Linked DNA regions of Homo sapiens: regions 2, 3 and 4 are each linked to region 1. A link is a loop called in an ENCODE intact Hi-C map of the cell type or tissue named here. Cell type or tissue: heart left ventricle. All regions are shown on one strand. Region 1 overlaps FPGT-TNNI3K (FPGT-TNNI3K readthrough). Region 2 overlaps FPGT-TNNI3K (FPGT-TNNI3K readthrough). Region 3 overlaps FPGT-TNNI3K (FPGT-TNNI3K readthrough). Region 4 holds the start of TNNI3K (TNNI3 interacting kinase).

Region 1 (5,000 bases):
CTTGTGGACTGTTAAAACAGAGCAAACCTAGGTATTTTCAGCCAAACAATTCTCTTATCTGTAAATATGTGCCCTGTGAGCAATTTGAAGATTACATGAAAGAAAAGAAGCCAAATCGTAGACAACACTCAAAGCCTGAGAAAGAGCAAATCCAAATTAACAGTGCAATAGAAAAATTTCTTATGAGTGAGGACAACATAGATTTATCAGGATTATCAACAAAAACCAAGAAAGCATATTCCCCAAAGAGGGTTATCTTCCATGATCCTGATTTAGTAGAAATAAATAGGTCGATGATGTCACCCAAAATATCAACCCCTTGGAAACGACAGAAAAATCAAAGTAACCAACTGACTAAGTTGGATGTTAAAAAATTTAGCAACACTGGGGAGAGAAACAAAGGAGAAAAATGGTTTACTAATTCATGGGTTCTGAAAAGGAAGAGAACCCCTCAGTCTGACCTCAAAGGGAAAATTAAAGGACAAAACTTAAAATTAAATTTACATCCTTTTAGAAAAGTCAGAGTCCATCCAGAAAAATCCTTGTCAAGTCTCCCAAAGCAATGCAAGCAGGTATTGTTGCCTCCTAAGAAATTATCCAAAACTTCTGAGACAGAAGCCAAAATAAATACTGTGTGTTCTGCAGATTTTCTTCAACAGTCAGAGAGTAGCAACTATGTTAGACTCACTTCAAAGAGGCTGCCTCTGAAACATGACTCAAAGCAGACCCCATATTATCAACGAAACACTAAACGTGCCCCCCTGCTCAGTGCTAACAACTTGCGTGTAGTCAACCAGAGCTCTATAGAAAGCAGCTGTTACTCAGCTGGCCACATTCCTGATGGAAACACATCAAAATTGCCCCAACCTACACCCACTGATGCTGAGCACAGGCACTCACATTCTCAATTCTCAACTGAGCAAATGGAAGATGCAACTCAGCTTGAATCAAAAGTGCTTAGTTATTTAGCAACTACTTGGGAAAATACAGGAAGTGATGTTTTACCATTCCAACATTCCAGGAGGGCTACTGACCAAGGGACAACGGAGTCCACTGAGCACATGGGACAGAATGTATCAAAGACCAGTGAGTTAAATCAGTTTTCTTTGTCCCCGAGGAATCAAACACAACTTTTAGATGCTCACAAGACTGACAGCTACAACAAGGAATACACTTTAGACCAAAATGAAGCCTTACAACACAGAGAGCAAAATTCAAGTCATGCACAGCTTGAAAATAAAGAAAAAACATTAATGACAAAACCCCAAATATCACATCAAATTGTGGAAAATTGTATTATGGATAAGGAAGAAAATGATGTAGAAAAAAAACTTTCAAAAACAGAAACTTATGATTCCTCTCTCATTCCCCAAACACAATCCAAGAACAACCTATCATTTATGAAGACAAATTCAATTCCATACCAAAATAGAATAGAACTTCCCAAGGATATCAGTACTTCTCCTGTTAGTAGTCAAGCCGTTTGGCACCTAACCAATAGTAGCGAAAAAGGAATTGACAGCACAAATGCATTGCCCAGAAATGACGGCACTGAAGCACTAGAGATAAAAATAGTAGGGAAAGAAGAGAAAAATATGCTTGATGAAAGCAAGACAGATTCTAGTATGTTAACTCAGATCTCACAAATGACCTTAAAAGGCATCACAAAAGAAAGGCAGCAAACTTGGGAAAATGGAACAAGTGAAAAATATATATTACATGATGCAAGCTCTGCCGAGGAGACCATTACAGCTAAAGATTTAAGTATCACAAGTTCCCATGAAACCCAAAATAGAATACTTTGCAGTGAAGTAGATCCTGAAGTTAACAGTAATGTACATAATTTTAGAGAAGTTCAAAATATTCAACCAGATAAAGATAGTGCACATAAAGAAGGCGCAATGACAGTGGAGACACATGAAGCGCTTTCCTTCTTACCAGGGTTAAAAGACAGTTTTGAGGCAGAAAATGAGGTGTTTTTAGTTCCTAGCAGAATAAATGAAGCTGAAAACTCTGCTCCAAAACCTGTACTGTATCCACCATCTGCTGAATATGCTACTACATCACCTTTAGAAACAGAATAAAGTGAACAAAATAACTCAAATAATAATCCTTTTCTACTTTAGCTTTCTTCAAGAGGACAAACACCCACTAGCCTTTGCATGCATTAGAAGTGGATCATTTTGGAGGACAACAACGTCCTCAGTAACTCTTTGTTATCAATAAAATAAAACCAGAGTTGAATATATGACAAAAATCAAAGATGGAGTCATAGGATACGTCTGACACAATTAACTGAGTATGCTTCTCTAAGGAATGAAAAAACAAGTAAGAAAAGTTTTGCCAAGTCTTGCAAAAGCAAGCAAACATTGAAAAAAAAAAAGCCTTAAACAAATGAAAAACTACATAAGAAGAGTATTTGAGCAGATTTACATTTGATGTTTATTTCATGTAAATTATTATACATATCTCAATTAGTGGTATTACAATATTGCTTTCTACATGGATAATTATATATTCATATTTGTGTTTGATCTGTTTTCCTAATTATAGTATGAAAATAAAAATTCAGCTTTGTTAACTGTAGTGTAACTGATATGCATATTGGTATGTTTCATACATTTGCAATTGTCCTGTTGACAATCATCCCAGATTTAAGTAGAAGTCTTTAAAACTTGTTATTTCTCTAAGAGAAAAAAATTAAGGATTTCCAGGGATAGTTGGCTGTTCCCATAAAGATCTGCAAAATCCTATATATCCACTAGGTGGAGATCTCAGCTTCAATCATTTTAGAAGAACAGGGCTTGAAGATCGACACAATGGATCCTGAACAAAAGGAATTTTAATGAGCTTTATTGCCAATTGTTATTAATTTAAGATTTTGAAAACTAAATAACCTATTAGTGCATAGCTTTCAAGGTCTGATCTCTTGGGTTTCGCATGCCACTGTTGTTTGGAGTGAGAACTCCTCCTTATACACTGGAATTAAATGTGAATATAAATATTAAATTTAAAAACAGTAACAGAACAAACATGTCTCATTCAAAGCCATGCTTATTTGAAAAATATAGATATATTCAAATAATTTAATTATTGAGACCACTGTAAAAAATATTTGAAGCATACCTTCACAATTTAGAATATTATAATATTTTACATTTTTTAGTAGGGGAACAAAAATGTTAAAAGGGAAACAAACTTCCTCTTCTCCTATCTCTACACCTGTCTAGGTCTATACATCTTTATATCTGCATTTGGTAGAATAATAATAATAAATAAGCTTTATAAACCTTATAAGATTAGAACAACATAAATATTGCCTACATACCCCGCCTCTTTTGTTTCCCTTCCTATTCAGAGTTGCTAGGAAATAACTTAAGTTTCTTATTTTGAAAATTCCTAAACTTCTTACCTCTCTTCTTCATCTTTTCTCGCCAATATTCAAGACTTTATTGCTTTTAATCCTAATTCCTCTGGTATTTCTGTTCATTATCTCTGCTTGAGCTTAACTGCTATGCCACCTATCTGCCTTGCCTGACCCCACTTTATTTTTAAAGCACCTTTAAGGTGAGACGAGTATCTATGCCAACTTCTTGCATGATAAGTTTATTCCACCCTAATCGACAGTTTCTTCATCTTTGTAGACCAGGTCACTTTTTTTCTTGGTAGCTATCTTTCTTTTTCCTTTTTTTTTTTCTTCTTCTTTAAAGCGCTGTCACCTTACTTCAGCACCTTTAGCTTTGTTCTCTCTGCTCTCACTGCCAAGAATATCCCTGATATCTAGAGGCCTAATGAGTACTCTTGGTCACTAACTGACTCTCAGGAGGCAGCAATCCTAGTTCTCCTGGTCTCTTTTCTCTCTTCCATTTCTGAAATCCAGTCTTTTACCTCTTTATGATGTTTCCTTTGAAATAGTTCTCAGGTTTACCCTTGCCCTTGAATCTCCATGGTAACCATTGTAGTCTGTGTGTTGTAATCAACTGGATTACTCAAACAGCAGTCCAGCTGGCTGCTCCAACTTCATTGTCTTTTGCTTGAGTTTCAACCCATTCATTTTTTATCTTTGTTGGGCACAAATCACCTGGGGCGCTTGTTAAATTGTGGAGTTTCAGGCTCCATCTGAGAGATTTTAATTCAGTAAACTTAGATTAGGGCCCCAGAATCTTCATTTCAACAAACTTTCCAGGGTAATCTGGAATACATAGTTTGCAGCCCACATATTAAGAATCAATGCTTAGCTATTCCAATGAGCATTACAAGATAATTCAGTGTTTGCCTTACTGTAGGAACTACAATTTTTTTAAGTAAATAAATCCTTTGTATCAAACTCAGATGAACTTCCTAAAAAATTACTTTTATCTTTTCACTCCTTTAGAGAAAAAAATATAATTGCCATAATTTCACGTCCAAATTTCCTGTTCCAGTTTCCAAAATCTGTCACTATCTAGTATCAGGCTTTTTTCTACCTCTTACTGTTTTCCAACCTTCTCCCATCTTCAATAGACTATTCTTCTTACTCTCCTCAATGTTCTAGTTTATGAGTTTTGACTAAGAAGACATCCTGGAGAAAATACTGTGCTTCAAATTCAAGGAATGAAGTAAAGACAGATATGCAAGAAAAAATGAGAAGCACAGTTGATAACCTAGAAAGTAATGACCAGAATAGCATGATGTTAGTGTCCTCCATCTAAAGATGAACTTGTTTCAAATAATGCCTGATACAGAGATTTAACCTCTCCATGGCTACAATGTTGCAACTGCTACTAGTCTTTCCCTTGTATCTGTTCTCCTAATGAATTTTCGTATGTTCTGGTTGCTTAGACTGTTTTTCTTTCTCACCAAGCCGCCTTCTTTCAGAAAACTACTGTTTATGGCCTCAGCTCAAGTGTTACTCTTTTTGGGAAGCCTTCACTAACCTGCATTCTGTCTTTGTCCCCCAACTTGCGAGTAGTATTGTTTTAGTATATAGTCTCACAGAGTTTTGTCTTTCTTAACCTTGG
Region 2 (5,000 bases), 220 kb after region 1:
ATGCAGTGTTTATGGGAATTAAAGTGTCCTACCTTGTAAACTGCTAAATGCAAGGCTGTAAATCCATTTCTTGTCAGTCGAGATGGGCGGAGCCCTTTCAACATAAGAGTTCGAATATGTGATTTCTTGCCTTAAAGAGAAAAATGAAAAAAGGCTAAATCATTGTGGGGATGGGGTGAGTTTGAGACTCTTTTTGACCTAATGATAAATGCCATACAGCTGTATAAAAATGTCAAGCTGCGTTCTGCAGGCCATTTGTAAAGTTTTCTATTAATTGACAACCTTACTTACTAGGGGATATTTCTTTTCCATTTATAAAACTTTATTCAAATGCTGTGTATTTTGACTCTGTCTTAGATTTTTTATTTAGTACCCTCATCATCAGATGGTTTTGAAACATAAACACATAAGAGAATTCACCATAATAAACTATTAGTGAAAAAGCTTAAATTAAAAAATCTAATTGTAGAGGATTTATCTGAACATTATTAACAGTAGAGCTTATTTAGATCAAAGAAATATGAAGGATATAACCAAGGTTGGGAAGGCACGTTTGAAGTTGAGAGAACAATCTGTTAAGCAGAGTCTGTTTGGTTTGTTTGGGAGAAATGGTTAAGGAATATGGTTAGAGTTGACACTTACACATTTCTGTTCCATTTTAAGAAGTTAAGCTCAATGAATTTAGTTTGGATTAACAAAATAAATATTAATGGTTCATTCATTAATTCAATAACTTTACTGAGTGGCTATTACAGGCCAGGCACCATTCAAATTACTTGAGATACATTGATAAACAAAACAAACTAAAGTGTAGGCCAAATTAAACTCTTAATCTTCACTTCGATCAATCTTCACTTTTAGATCTTATCTTTGGCATTTATCACTTTTCCACATACTCTTGTTGAATATTGTGAAGCAACTGCTTGATGATATTTTGGGGAATCTTTAAGTGCTTCTGAATTTAAGTTAATCCCTGACTGGCATGCCCAATATTGAAAAGTGCTTTTTGATTTCCAAGCAAACTGAGGGACTTGGTTTCCGGTAGCAACACAATGAAGCTTATATTTAAAGCTAAATCAATTGGAATATTCTGCCTGATAGTTACTGCCTAAACTGAGATTATCAAGGTTGGAAAAGGCAAAGCAGAAGGGAAAATTGAGTATGAATAGAATTCTTTTGCAGACTATTAAGCAGCTCAAGTCACTGACGATATACACATATAACCAGTTTAAGAAGTACTAAGTTTCAAGTACTCACCTCCACAAATGCAACATAAATGAAGTAGAGACAGCCCATTTTCAGTGCGGTAATTTAAATTGACTTTACTGAAGGCTTCATCAGAGCTGAAAAAAACATGTTACAGATGATCACAAAATTCATCTTTTAGCATATTGTCTTTCATTTGAAAATTATAAATGCAAATCCTGTTACTATCAATTCAGAAATGTATTTTTTCTAAGATTATTTTGCACTTACAGAAAGAATCTTGAACCCTCTATATGAAGAATTAAAATTGAGAGGAAATTCTGTAGTTTTACATTGTAATGATGTCACCAGAAATAACACTATGATTCCAATAGTTGCTCCAGAATCACTGACAGCTACTAGATGTCACAATAGCGAATTTAGTGGCACTTTTTAAAGACAAGTAAAACCAAGGTCAGACATCATCTAGGAACCTGAGAGTCACTGTTAGTAGGGAATACTTACATAATACATATATAAAATTGATTATTATGTAAATCAGGAAATCAGAAATCAGAAAATTGTTGTCAAATATAAAAGGCCAAGAAAAGTCAAATATGGCATGAAATTATAGGGGCCAAGAAAGACCTTCCCCTTTGCCTCTCTGAAGGTTTGCTGAAATCAACTGACAAAAGGGACATTAATAGAAGAAAAGGCATAAAATATATTTGATCATAGTTTTAAAAGGCACAAGAGATACAAGACATAAGAGCCTTCAGAATGAAGACTCAAAGATACAGGAATAACTCTGTAAGTTCTAGTTTCTATGACCTGCCTTGAGGGGAGAGGGATTCTAGTCTCTATGGCTACCCTCTGGGGAAAATGAGGGGCCAGAGACAAGAGGACAGGAGAAGGTCAGAGAGAAAGTTTGGCTTCTAAGGCTGCTTGTAAGGCCTTCATTTTGAGGTGTAATTTTCTAAGCCTCAACAAAAATGATGCTAAAATTATCCCAAGAGTTATACTTCAAAAAGAAAGTTGTATATTCACAGTGAAGTTGGCAATGGTAACAACAGTGCAATAATCATTTTTTGATTGCATATCACATGCCAGATACTGTAGTAAGCGCTTAATCTTACTTATTCCTCACCACAGTGAGAGGTGACAACGTGCTAGCAGCCCTCGCTCGCTCTCGGCACCTCCTCAGGCCACGGTGCCAACTCTGGCTGCACTTGAGGAGCCCTTCAGCCTGACACTGCACTGTGGGAGCCCCTCTCTGGACTGGCCGAGGCCAGAGCCGGCTCCCTCTGCTTGTGGGGAGGTGTGGAGGGAGTGGAGTGGGCAGGAACTGGGGCTGTGCACAGTGCTCGCAGGCCAGCGTGAGTTCTGGGTGGGCGTGGGCTTAGTGGGTCCTACACTCTGCGCCGCAGGCTGGTGCCACCAGCCCTGGGCAGTGAGAGGCTTAGCACCTGGGCCAGAAGCTGCAGAGGGTGCACCGGGTCCCCCAGCACTGCCAGCCCACCTGCGCTGCACTTGAATTCTTGCCAGGCCTCAGCTGCCTCCCCATGGGGCAGGGCTCAGGACCTGCAGCCCGCCATGCCCAAGGCCCCTCCACCCCCCTACCCCCGTGGGCTCCCAGGCAACCTGAGCCACCCCGACGGGCACCACCCCCTGCTCCACGGTGCCCAGTCCCATCCACCACCCAAGGGCTGAGGAGTGCAGGCACGCAGCGTGGGACTGGCAGGCGGCTCCGCCTGCGGCCCCTGCGTGGGATCTACTAGGCAAAGTCAGCTGGGCTCCTGAGTTGGGTGGGGACTTGGAGAACTTTTATGTCTAGCTGGAGGATTGTAAATGCACCAATCAGCACTCTGTGTCTGTCTTGGGGTTTGTGGATGCACCAATCAGCACTCTGTATCTAGCTAATCTGGTGGGGACTTGGAGAACTTTTATGTCTAGCTAGAGGATTGTAAATGCACCAATCAGCACTCTGTGTCTAGCTCAGGGATTGTAAATGCACCAATCAGTACCCTGTCAAAACGGACCAATCAGCTCTCTGTAAAACGGACCAATCAGCAGGATGTGGGTGGGGCCAAATAAGGGAATAAAAGCAGGCTGCCCCAGCCACCATCGGCAACTTGCTTGTGTCCCCTTTCATACCGTGGGAGCTTTGTTCTTTCGCTTTTTGCAATAAATCTTGCTGCTTCTCACTCTTTGGGTCCGCACTGCCTTTATAAGCTGTAACACTCACCATGAAGGCCTGCAGCTTCACTCCTGAAGCCAGCAAGATCACAAACCCACTGGGAGGAATGAACAACTCCGGACGGGAGGAACAAACAACTCCAGATGCGCCGCGGTAAGAGCTGTAACACTCACTGCGAAGGTCGGCGGCTTCACTCCTGAAGCCAGCAGACCACAAACCCACCAGAAGGAAGAAACTCGGAACACGTCCAAACATCAGAAGGAACAAACCCCGGACACACCATCTTTAAGAACTGAACACTCACTGCGAGGGTCCGCGGCTTCATTCTTGAAGTCAGTGAGACCAAGAACCCACCAATTCCGGACACAACAGGACAAAGTCATGCATATTGTCACATATATTATTTTACTCATTTTATAATTGAAGAAATTGAAGCTTAAATAGGTTAAATAACTTGCCCAAGTTGGAAAAAAAGAACAAACTACTTAAAAGGCAGAGTCATGATAGGATTTGAATCCTGGTATAACTATAAGAATGAGGCTTTCAAGGATTACCACACTGATGAAATGATTTTTTCCACTTTGAAAACAGCAAAACATAACAGGTATTGCTATACAATATTGGACATACATATTGAAAAACTGCATTTTCTCAGGTGTTTATTGCTACAGAAGAGCTCCAAAGCTTTTTCTTCTTTCAGTATTTGCCATTAAGTTCATTATGATTAGCTCAGAAGAATGTGCATCCTTCCCTGTTTTGCTTAGGCTGCTGGTTACATAGTTTTTCTTAGGATCACAAGGCCTCTCTCTCCTCCCCCAGTCCAATACTTTGTTTTTTTTTCTTGTGGTTTTATAGTGTGTTTCATTTGCTGGACAATAGAAAGACCAGGGAAGAAAAGCCGAAGCAGCTCAGAGCTGAATCATTGTCCATCAACATTCTCAGTTTCCAGTCACAGTTTTCATTCCCTTTTTATTTATGGACACTGATTCCCTACAAACTTTAAGAGAAAAATCCAATCTACCTAGCTTGAAAGGCAGAGTTCAGCTCCGCTGAATACCTCTACTATTTGAAGTCATAACCACAAAGAAGACCTCTGTGACCTGTGATTGCATTTCCAAGTGTGTTCCAAGTACCTAGTTTACTTTCTTCCAAGACATCCATAATATATTTGGCTTTGAGGGTTTAAAAGCCAGGCTGGGCCAAAGACCACACATTTCTAAGAATCATGTTATTTTGTGAAGTTACTGCCATACCATAAATAGCTCTATCATTTATAAGTAGGCTCATTTTATTATAAGTAGACATTTAAAACAGTGGCATTTTCATCAGAAATGATTTTGATTGCAGTATTTTTTGAGCTGAGGGAAATTGCTGATAGAAGTGAGTTAAATTCTTAACTATCTTCATGAAATTCTGAACCCCCTTCTTATATTATTAACATTTATAAACACTGGAGTTTATTGTACTTCCACAAAAGGCTTTCCAAAGCAAGTTGAGGTGTGTTTCCCAGTATTAGTAAGCATGTCTATGTGTTTTGCTGCAGGGGAACACAGAAAGCAAGAAGGGTAGGAGGGTAAAAAAAGTTTGGGAATACTGCATTCCCATGGCTGTGAAAATA
Region 3 (5,000 bases), 85 kb after region 1:
ATAGGAAATTATACAATTACAGCTTTCTTTCAGCAAAAACTATCTGTTAAATGTATTTGCCAAATAATAAGAATGAATATAGATAATATATACTGTGTAGCCTGTCTATAGAAATTTTAACATTTACAAGTAAACAAATGGCTCTCTGAAATTCCCAAATCTCCCTTGTCTTGACAATGAGTACATATCCTTAATATACAGTTAAGGTTAGCAAAGTAAGTAAACTACTGTCCAAATGAGATCAATGTAAACTATATTTCTGTGAGTCATTTATAGTCATCAAGGGATGATTTAATTTATCACAAATACCTTCATCATGTTTATTTTGAAGTTTTAACTTTCACACTACCAATTTCTTTCTGTCAACTAATTTTAAATTGTCCAACCCAATTGTCTGAATTTGGGCTAAGCTGACCTTGGATCAGAGTACAAAAGAAAATATTTTTCACAGACCAGTTATTTGATATATAATTTTCACTTGTTGAGACTATGTAAAAGTGCCCCACAATTCTAATTTTGAAGAAGTCTGATTTTATATTTATTACACATGAATTATATTATTTATATGGCTTCCTTTCTTGAACTTGATTGTAAATTAATTAATTTATTGTATTTTTTCTGAGTTACTGTATCAAATTTCATTAGATCCCATAGATGCATTTTCTCATAAATGATATTTTATAAAAGGAAAAACTTATTCTAGCTGCACTCCCATGCTCCACATTTCAGTGTTGCATATCTAGTAACACATTACTCTGAATAAATGGAATGATTTTAGGGTATTTTTTTTTTTCTTTTCAGATGTTATATCTGCCAGTTTTCAATACTGAATAGGTCTGAAGTCTTCAATCTACCAGTTGTTTGATGATGTATTAGTTTGTTCTCACACTGCTAATAAAGACGTACACAATACTGGGTAATTTATAAAGGAAAGAGGTTTAATTGACTCACGGTTCCACATGGCTGGAGGCCTCACAATCATGGTGGAAGGCAAATGAGGAGCAAAGTCACATCTTATATGGTGGCAGGCAAGAGAATGTGTACAGTGGAACTCCCTTTTGTAAAGCCATCAGATCTTATGAAACTTATTCACTATCATGCGAACAGCATGGGAAAGACTAATCCCCATCATTCAATTACCTCCCACTGGGTCCCTCCCACGACACATGGGGATTATGGGAGCTATAATTCAAGATGAGATTTGAGTGGGAACACAACCAAGCCATATCAGATGATATATAAATACTCTAGGCCTTTCCTTTGCCATCCAATTTATGCACTTTCATATTTGGCTAAGGAGTAGTTTCTGTCATTGAATATCTTTTGCATCAGACCAGAACCTACAAGAATAGAAAGTAAGTGCACAGTCTCAAAGGCACTCTCTCATCTTCATTCCTGTCAGTGTTTATGGTGCTTGGACTGAACTCTTAACCTTTGCAGACAGCTATGTTGACCTCAGTGTGATACAGGTTTGTATTCATCAATGCCATCTTAGTAAACCTTTTTTTCTTCCATTTCAGTTATGTTGATTTTTCTCCTTTAGCTGGAATTGTTTTTGATATCCTTGATGAAATTATTTGGCAGATGATTATTTCTCCCTTTTAAGGTTTTGAAAAGGACAAATACCTTTGTTCATGATTGGAAAGGTGCCAATTCACATTACTTTACATACCTCTTTCTAAGATTTTCACATTTTTGTATTTACCACCCATGTTAGGCAGTTTACTTGTATCCACATGAGAAGGAAGAACTACATCTACTTAAAGACTACAATTTGATGAGTTTTAACAGTTATATACTCCTGTGAAACCACCATCTCAATCAATACAAAAAATATTTCTGTCACCCCAAAAAGATTCATGGTCCCTCTTGCAATCAATTCCTTTCTTATACCTCAGCCCTAGGAAAACACTAATCTTTTCAACTCTATTGATTAGTTTGCATTTTCTAAAATTATATACAAGTGGGATAATATGGTATGTACTATTTTACGTGTGCTTTCTTTCACAGGGCATAAGTGGAATGTAGGCAGAGAATGTTGACCATATTTGAACCCATAATTGAGATAATTCTGATCAATTAGGAGGAGTGAGGAGTAGCTGAGAAGTGAAAAGGATGGGTTAGATAAATTAAAATAAGTTTTACTAATATGAGTAGAAGGCACAATATATCGGTGCTGTTGAAACCATAAGGAATATTTAAAAATAACAAAAATCCTTATCAGAGACCAACTTCTGGGTCAGCTAAAAATTAAAAGTTTTCCATTAAGGCAACCAATAATCACTATATTTAAGAAGCTGAACATCAACATGAAAGAAAATTGTGAAATGATTAATTTAGACATAAAAATTTAACAAGTTCAGGAAACGTTGCCACTGTTTTTTTCAGGTTCACATGAATCTGATTTTAGTTCCCACATACTCTTTTCAGAGGAATATTTAAATAATTTGACTGTGACAAGCCAAACTGTTTTGAGACCTCATTGAAAGTCAAATGAAAACACTAATCAAATGCAAAAATATTCCAGTCAGGCATAGAAATGCTGCAGGTTAGAAAATAAAATGTTGCCTGTGAGAAGGAAAATCAATTGATTTAGAAAAAGCAAGTATTGGTTCAAATTTACATGGTCAGTAGTGGCTGGAAATCACTAAAATTTCAGGAGGTTGTATTTTTCTTCAAAAGCATCAGATAGTCTTGAGCTATAGCTACATTGCAAAACGAGTTTGTTTGACTAACTTTTCACCTAAGTAAAACAGAAAATCAGATCAGTCAAACAACTGATTGTCTTTCCCTTTCTCATTGTTTTTTATAGGCAGGCTTTAGTGACTAGCATGCAAATAATTATCTACAGCACAAAATAGCCAGAGAAGTGACTTGTGGAATAGCGTGTTAATTGAGCAAAAGAATGACTTTCACACTCTTAAATGCCACAGAATTGTTCAATATTAAGTGAGAACTACCTTCTCATTTCAGCTATGAATTCTAGAAAGTACAGCTCCTATGGTAAGGTGATCTGAAAAATACATTGCATTGCTATTCAGTCAGTGCTGCTCCTGTTTTGTGGGGCCAAATGACTATACATCCCTATATTTTGGATTATCTGACTACTGTTCCTGTTTTGTGGGGCTAAATGACTATACATTCCTATATTTTGGATTACCTAACTATCTAGTGTGTGTAATAACCTTAGTCTGTCACTTACCAGCTTTATCACCTTGATGATTTGCTAAGTCTCTTTTTAGCCTTTTTCTGTCATTATGTATTCAAAACTGTCATCATATAGAGCTACGAAGATTTAATTAGATGATCTCTGTAAAGCATTGAGTTCAATACCTGGCATAAAGAACATTAATATATGTTATCCTTATGTTTCTTGATTATTATTAATTCATTCATCTGACAAATATTAATTGAATTTTTATTAGGCCCCAGTCATTGTACAAAGCACTGAGAATAAAATGGTGAAAAATCCACAGCTCCTGTACCAATTAAGCTTAGTGTGTAGTGGGAACACTCTCAAGTTCATGAGCAATTTTAATAGCATGAGAAGAGCTCTCCTGAAATAAGCAAGAGTCTGATGTGCTGTGGGAACGTGTAGGAGGGCTTCCTGCAAGAAGCATTTGGGATAGACAGGAGTTAGAAGGAAAGTTTTATGGAGAAAGTGTGAGGAGGGGCACAGAGAAGAGAGAGGTAAGGCAGGGGCGAATGTTTGTGTCTGAGGGAATAGCATGTATTAAGAGCTATAATAAATGAAGCTTTTCAGATGAAGGCTATAGAGGCAGTTCCACCAAGAAAGCCAGAAAACAAAATAAGAACAAAAAAACTATTTTTTTTCCTCTCTAGCACTTACAGTGCTGAAGAACAAGCTGGGCAAGTAACAGCTCTTTAGCCTCACTCATATTTAGGAAGCAAAAAAGAAGAAACTTTGTCAAACCCACAGAAAATTAATAAAAGTTCAATGCTAAATGTCTGCCTGCAAGGCCACCCATATCTCAACAGAAGAAGACTCAGAATGTCTTTCACATTCTTTGTATGAAAAGAAAAAAAAAAAGAAATTAAAGAAAGAGAAAGAATTCGAAGCCTGTAATCAATCCTTTCCTTTAAAAAACCCAGCAATTCAGGAGGTCTGCCAGAGGCTGTCTTTCAGAGACCATGGACAGGAAAAAGCTTATTAAAATGTGCTCCATTCCCAAAGAAAGAGGTCACTCAAGATCCCCAGACCCTTAACTCTGAATAGATTTAATGAAAGCCAACTCTATTTTAAGAATTTAGAAGGGGGATTTCCCTCCCAAAAGAAAAGAAGGCAGACATCATCAACGCTCTAACACTATTTCATCTATGGCACCAGGCATGCTTTTCACTAACTTTCTGTAGGTTGCTAAAACCATTAAATGAGGGTTTAGTGACTGAGAATACAGTTCTTCACATACAAGGGTTGAAACATAATTGATACAAAGACCATCCATCCAGGATTAAAGAGTTCTAATCATTCTGTGAAGCTTGCATGCTCTTTCCTCCATGCTGGCCAAAGAAACACTGCATCTTTCAGAAAGGGACTATGCTGTTTCCCACATCATTTAGTAACAACAAAACCTTTCACCTTCAGTTAGAGAAAGATAATCTAGACTATTCTGCAAATAGTACTGATGCAGCAGCTGGATACAAAATGAATCTTAGTCCAAGACTTTCTGGTAACCCTGCTTTATGTAATTAATATACATTGTATACAAATATCTCTTGCAGAATCTTTCTCTAAAATCCTCCATTGACTGTTGTCCTGGTACCCTTATTAATCACAAGGGTATTTCTGTGAAAAGGTAGACATGGACATCATTATTTCCATTTTGTAAATCAGAAATCTGAAGCAGAAAAACGTCAAGTGACATAACAGCAACACAGTAAGAACATGAATAGAAATGACAAAAACGATTGAGAATTGTCTCTTGGGAATCAAAAAGGTGTGATAGGATGAATTCTTCCTTTTCTTTCACTACTGAAGG
Region 4 (5,000 bases), 230 kb after region 1:
TATGACTATAGATTAAATAATGTCTTGTATTTGATGTATCCAGAACAACACTTGAATACGAGCTGGCACTCAACAAATTCTGGACTGTAAGCTCCCTGACACAGATTCCTGCATCTCACCCCCAATGCTAATCAGAAAAAAGAAGGTCACATTTGTTGCATTTAGTAGAAACACAGGAAAAGTCCATTATAGCAGTTGTCAAAACAGCTTGTAGTTGTCGATGTGGTATCAGAAAGAACCTACATTTTAAATCCATTGTTAATCCTAATATTCAGGTTTGGATACATCTAGTTTAAGCTAGCCTTCACCTATGTGCTCAATACTTTCTAAATTAAAAAATAATACTAAATAACTGAGGCTTTGACCTTTAAAAGTTGAGGAAAATCTCTTCAATGTAATCATATTTCATTTAGCATATTTATTTAAGTCAATAAGAGCTAGATGTTTATGATTAATTTCTATATTCATACTTTTCCAACAAAACAAATACATATTTATAATTCTACTGTACTAACATGCCAGTCATATTTCTACAGGAATTTCAAATGTAGTTCCATATCTCAACATGTGATACTACTTGCAAAAGTCAGATCAGTGGTATCTCATCACAAGTGTCAGTGTTGAGTTCATCATCCTGGGCCAAACTATAAAGAGAACCAACTACTTTTTGAACCATAAGTTGAACACTTGTGAAAGCCTTGTTACATCCATTGACGAATTTCATATAAACTATATTATACATGGGTGATTTTATTTGCCAATTATGTGATATTTATATGTTTACTATATCTAAAATTTTATTTTAAAGATGTGTCATTTGGTCATTGCTTTACACTTGTTTTCTAAGTAAAATAGAGGGAGTTCTTTGCCATGAGTGCATTACATAACACAGCTATAAATGAACATGGCTAATTGGCCTATATGGAACTTTTCCTTAGTCAGGCAGGTAACTTTCTTGACCCTCTAATGGGCATCTAGTTTCTCAATGTCAGATTCAATTTAACCAGAAGGCTTTTTGTGTATATAAGGGTCTTGCTCCTCTTTTCTGAACATTTTGTGTCTTCCAAGGTTGTGACACTTAGATTATTTTTCTCTTGTTATCATGGAACAAAATCTACTGAAATCCTGAAGGCAATATTATATGTTGTTATATGATTGTTCAGGGGCAGAATGATACTCAGTTCCATTAAGGGACAGCCTTTCAATGTCAAGAGACCAGAGGGTTTGTTAAAATTGGACTTACCGTCATAGTTCAAAGAGAACAATGTGGCCAATATGCGACCACTATGTGGGAAGAAAAATCTTGCTTTTCATTGCCGGCATGGTTTACAAGAATGATCTAATTCCTGAGAAGATTACTGAGATCAACAATAGCTTGCATTCAAAGGCTAGCCTTTAGGTTTTTATTTTTAAACTTTAATGATGGCAGATTACAATTTATATTTTAAGGAGGTGAGATGTTATGTTTGCATTTTGAGAGCTATATGAGTGGTCAAAGAGAGATAATCTGACATCCTAAGGCTTAGAACATGACTGCTTATGTCTGAGGTTCTACGGGTTTAAAAAATATACAGATACTTTAAAAAATAAGGTGAATACTGAAGACACTTATACAAAGAAATAATGACTCTTACAACTTTACCCAAATATATTCCTTAGTTCTGTCAGTTCTTTTTCCTTGATCTGCAGGTCATCTTCTAATCTTTCTATTGTGATAACATATGATTCACTGACTTTTTTCTTCCATTCATCTAGTAAAGAAGAACAAATGAGATTGATTCATAGTTGTGTTTTGCAAAATGTAGACACAGATCATAACATACAAGTAATCAAAACTGTTTTTTATTCTAGATTCTACAATACTTAATTTAAATTACTGATTGTGTGTTTAAAATGCAGATGTTTATATTTAAAATGCAATCATATTGAATTGTAGTAATGAAGAACCCATTCGATATTGGATAATATATTTACATAGAAAAATATATTTGACTTATTTCATTTGATTTTATTGCATTTTAATTATAGCAATCTCTAGTTGCAAGACGGTTTTTAGTTTTTAAATACTAGATACTTAAGATATAATTCTAAAATCCCTACATTCAGCAATATTCCAAATTTTTTTCTGTAACATTATACCAAGGAACTAAAATAATATTTTTGTAAGAAATTTCTTGTTTCCTATAAAGATCTTCAGAAAAAAATAATTTGAGTTCAGATAGTTTTTCAAAGACTTTCACAAAACATGCTGCCTTATCTTCCGTATACAAATTAACACATATTCCAATGAGTTGTTAGTTATCAGTAACTATAATTGAACCATATTACACTTAAGGAAATAAGAATAATTAGAATAATTACCAGTACAAGTTTGGGTTGGTCTAGATTTATAATTTCCCATTTATTATAAGTTTCTTCCTTTCTCCAGGGCAGTTCTTCAAGTTATAAGATTCCAAGTTCAAGTGCAGTGACAGTCCAGTTGAAAAATACTTTGATAGTCTGGCTAAAAATAAGCCCAACTGCCAAATGGAATGTCATGCAACAATGATAAAGAACAAAATCGTGTGTGCTTTCGAGGGTGAAATCATAAAGGGAACTAATCAGTCTGTTTAAAAGAACTGTATCAAAAATAAATAGCAAATGTTTCAATAGGATTATTTGCTTCCATCAATTATCTACCCATACATACTTTCATGGACCATTTATTTAACAGATAAATCTAGAAAATGATTCAGTTACATCCGAAGTTCACAAAAGAGCTGTTAAAACTACATAGACCTGTTTTCAAGATCATTTTCTCCTAAGCCAAAATAATGGCAGTTGGTAAAGAGTGGTAATAGAATGTGTCTACATACATAAATAAATAATAAAAATTCATTACCTCTAGCATATAACTAATAGAAATGAATGCAGGTTTGGCCTGTATAAGAGCTACATAATTATGTTTGTATGAAGAAATTCTCAACATAGACCAAGATTTATACTATTGTGGATTATTCCGACCATAAGAATCATAGATCAGAATGTAAAACATTAAGTTCTACAAATAGCAATTCGTAAAATAATAAATGACAAGAACAGTAAGATTAAGAATAAGAAAATTGAGCATTTGCTATGTGTCAGACCCTAGTTTACATGCTTTACATATATCTCATTATTTAATCTCATACATACAGTGCTGCTAGGTAGATATTATTCACAAATTATGGATGAGAAAACACAAAGTTACTAGTAAGTTGGAAGTCTGGAATCAGTTCTGACCATGTGACTCTAATATCCAAGCTAGATATTATTGATTTGTCTTCCAGAATTTCTCTTTCATGCACCTTCCATTTACTTTATTAGGACATTTCTCTTTGTATGCATATTGTATGCCTATTTCTACTGATATAAAGAACCCAGTCTATGATGGAGAATAAATGGGAAACCCAGAAAGAAAACATTAAATTTTTCACTATATATTTATTTCAGATAATCTTCTTATACCTAGAAAGTATAAATTTTAATCTTCAGATTCACATCCAGAGGATATAGCTTTAACTTAACAGATACAGATTTCATATTTTCTATAGTTAAATGTTCAAACAACTCTCTTTTTGAATAAATGATTAGACAAAGTTAGGACTCACCATATATTTTTGCTCAGCAAAAGTAATAGAAGTTTCAGAGGTAAGGCTTCCAGACTGATGAGATATAGTTGGCGCATCAGGTGTCTGGCTTCATAGACACTTTTTGTCCTCATCTGGACATATTCTCCTTTTCCCTTCTTATCAGTACATGCCTACCACAGCTGTTGATACTTGCTATACTGCAGTGGCATCTGGTTACCTTGGTCCATACACTCTACATTCTCCTTGTTTGAAAACCAGACATCTTCAGTTCCACCAGCTTTCTCTAAGCACTTCTGTGACCCCCATTTTCTCAGTTTGGAAAGTCTTTGTTTTGTCCAGGGACCTTCCTGCTTAATCTCTTCTTCCTTATCTTGAAGACCATACTGGATAGCTTTCTTTAAAAGACTTGCAATCTCCCAGGGCTACACTTTAGGAAATAATGCACCAGCTCTTTCTCCTCTCAGAGTTTCTTAAAATAATCATGGTTTCTATACTCTGAATCCAGAAGGACAAAGATGGGAGCCTTCTAGAGGACAACTAAATATATTTTTCTTGATCTCTTTTCTTATTTCTAATATCTCGGATCTTCCATCCGTGTGTGTGTGTGTACATGTATGTTTTCCACATATGGAGGAAAAATTAGCTCTTACATCATCTTCCACTGTGTTTCTAATTTCCTGCTTGGGACACAAGTCTGATGTACTGCTTTTTAGAATTTTTCCTTTTGATTTTCAAGAATACTTTTATTCTCTTAAAAAGCCTAGGTTTTACAAATGAAAGCTTTGGCTTTCAAAGGTGTGATTTCTGCGATGAGTTTGAAAATCCAATCAGCAACTCAGTTGAATTCTCCCACATTCTAATGCAATACATTTTGCTGGAAATAAAATGAAACGATAGCAATATAAGAAATGCAGAAAATTACTCAAAATATTACCCAAAATATTAACCACTATTGAACTATAACAGTTTCCTGGTTTGAAAGAAACAATATTTATCTCTAAGCCCTTCTTAAGAATGTGGATCTAGGTAATGGTTTGAGGTACTAGAGTAATTTTTTCTGGGTACCTTCAGCCTGATGAAGAAATGCTGGAAATGTAAATGGTCCAGGATAATATCCTTGCATTCCTTTTCCAAAGAATGTTGGAAAGAAACAACATAGAATCAAAAAATATTTTCCCTAATACTCAGTACATTTCTGTAAAAAGTACTTCTTTCTAATAAAGAGTTGGCCACATACTCTAAGTTGAATCCTACTTTCCCCAGTCCTGAGACGTCCAAAAGTGGAGAAAGCATGTTATATCATACATTATCAAAAACACAACTTGATTACAAAAGTAGTCTGCTTTCAAAGTTTAGTGAGGGTAGGCAACATGAGGAGCTTTGTTTAAA

The links. Hi-C counts contacts between places; a loop is a spot of excess contacts. Peaks named below come from ENCODE experiments on the same cell type or tissue, not always from the same donor. Only the 100,000 strongest peaks of a DNase experiment are listed, where the experiment ranks them.
Region 2: it touches region 1 in a loop (4-fold over the local background); 5 of 110 quality-filtered maps call a loop at or near these places.
Region 3: it touches region 1 in a loop (2.0-fold over the local background); 2 of 110 quality-filtered maps call a loop at or near these places.
Region 4: it touches region 1 in a loop (2.7-fold over the local background); 5 of 110 quality-filtered maps call a loop at or near these places.

The regions. Positions count from the first base shown.
Region 1 is chr1:74,466,962-74,471,961 of GRCh38, reverse strand. All of the region lies in intron 23 of FPGT-TNNI3K (FPGT-TNNI3K readthrough), which reads right to left. The region is part of intron 21 of TNNI3K (TNNI3 interacting kinase); the gene reads right to left. It overlaps LRRC53 (leucine rich repeat containing 53), which reads left to right. Exons shown (of 5, transcript NM_001382280.1): 5 at 1-2,586. The coding sequence ends at 2,084. Among named protein-coding and RNA genes, the nearest start is that of LRRC53, 43 kb to the left of the region's middle. In heart left ventricle, a CTCF peak has its summit at 2,755 (motif pointing right); no DNase peak of the experiment used is centred here; H3K27ac peaks cover 2,347 bases.
Region 2 is chr1:74,245,802-74,250,801 of GRCh38, reverse strand. It overlaps FPGT-TNNI3K (FPGT-TNNI3K readthrough), which reads right to left. Exons shown (of 27, transcript NM_001112808.3): 5 at 1,258-1,343; 6 at 33-130. It overlaps TNNI3K (TNNI3 interacting kinase), which reads right to left. Exons shown (of 25, transcript NM_015978.3): 3 at 1,258-1,343; 4 at 33-130. Among named protein-coding and RNA genes, the nearest start is that of TNNI3K, 13 kb to the right of the region's middle. RefSeq lists an enhancer at 4,937-5,000. In heart left ventricle, no CTCF peak of the experiment used is centred here; a DNase peak (open chromatin) is centred at 2,551; H3K27ac peaks cover 1,029 bases.
Region 3 is chr1:74,382,126-74,387,125 of GRCh38, reverse strand. The region is part of intron 19 of FPGT-TNNI3K (FPGT-TNNI3K readthrough); the gene reads right to left. The region is part of intron 17 of TNNI3K (TNNI3 interacting kinase); the gene reads right to left. Among named protein-coding and RNA genes, the nearest start is that of LRRC53, 130 kb to the left of the region's middle. In heart left ventricle, no CTCF peak of the experiment used is centred here; no DNase peak of the experiment used is centred here.
Region 4 is chr1:74,232,853-74,237,852 of GRCh38, reverse strand. FPGT-TNNI3K (FPGT-TNNI3K readthrough) reads right to left here. Exons shown (of 27, transcript NM_001112808.3): 4 at 1,643-1,751. It overlaps TNNI3K (TNNI3 interacting kinase), which reads right to left and starts at 2,466. Exons shown (of 25, transcript NM_015978.3): 1 at 2,362-2,466; 2 at 1,643-1,751. The coding sequence starts at 2,401. In heart left ventricle, no CTCF peak of the experiment used is centred here; no DNase peak of the experiment used is centred here; H3K4me3 peaks cover 2,543 bases; H3K27ac peaks cover 2,955 bases.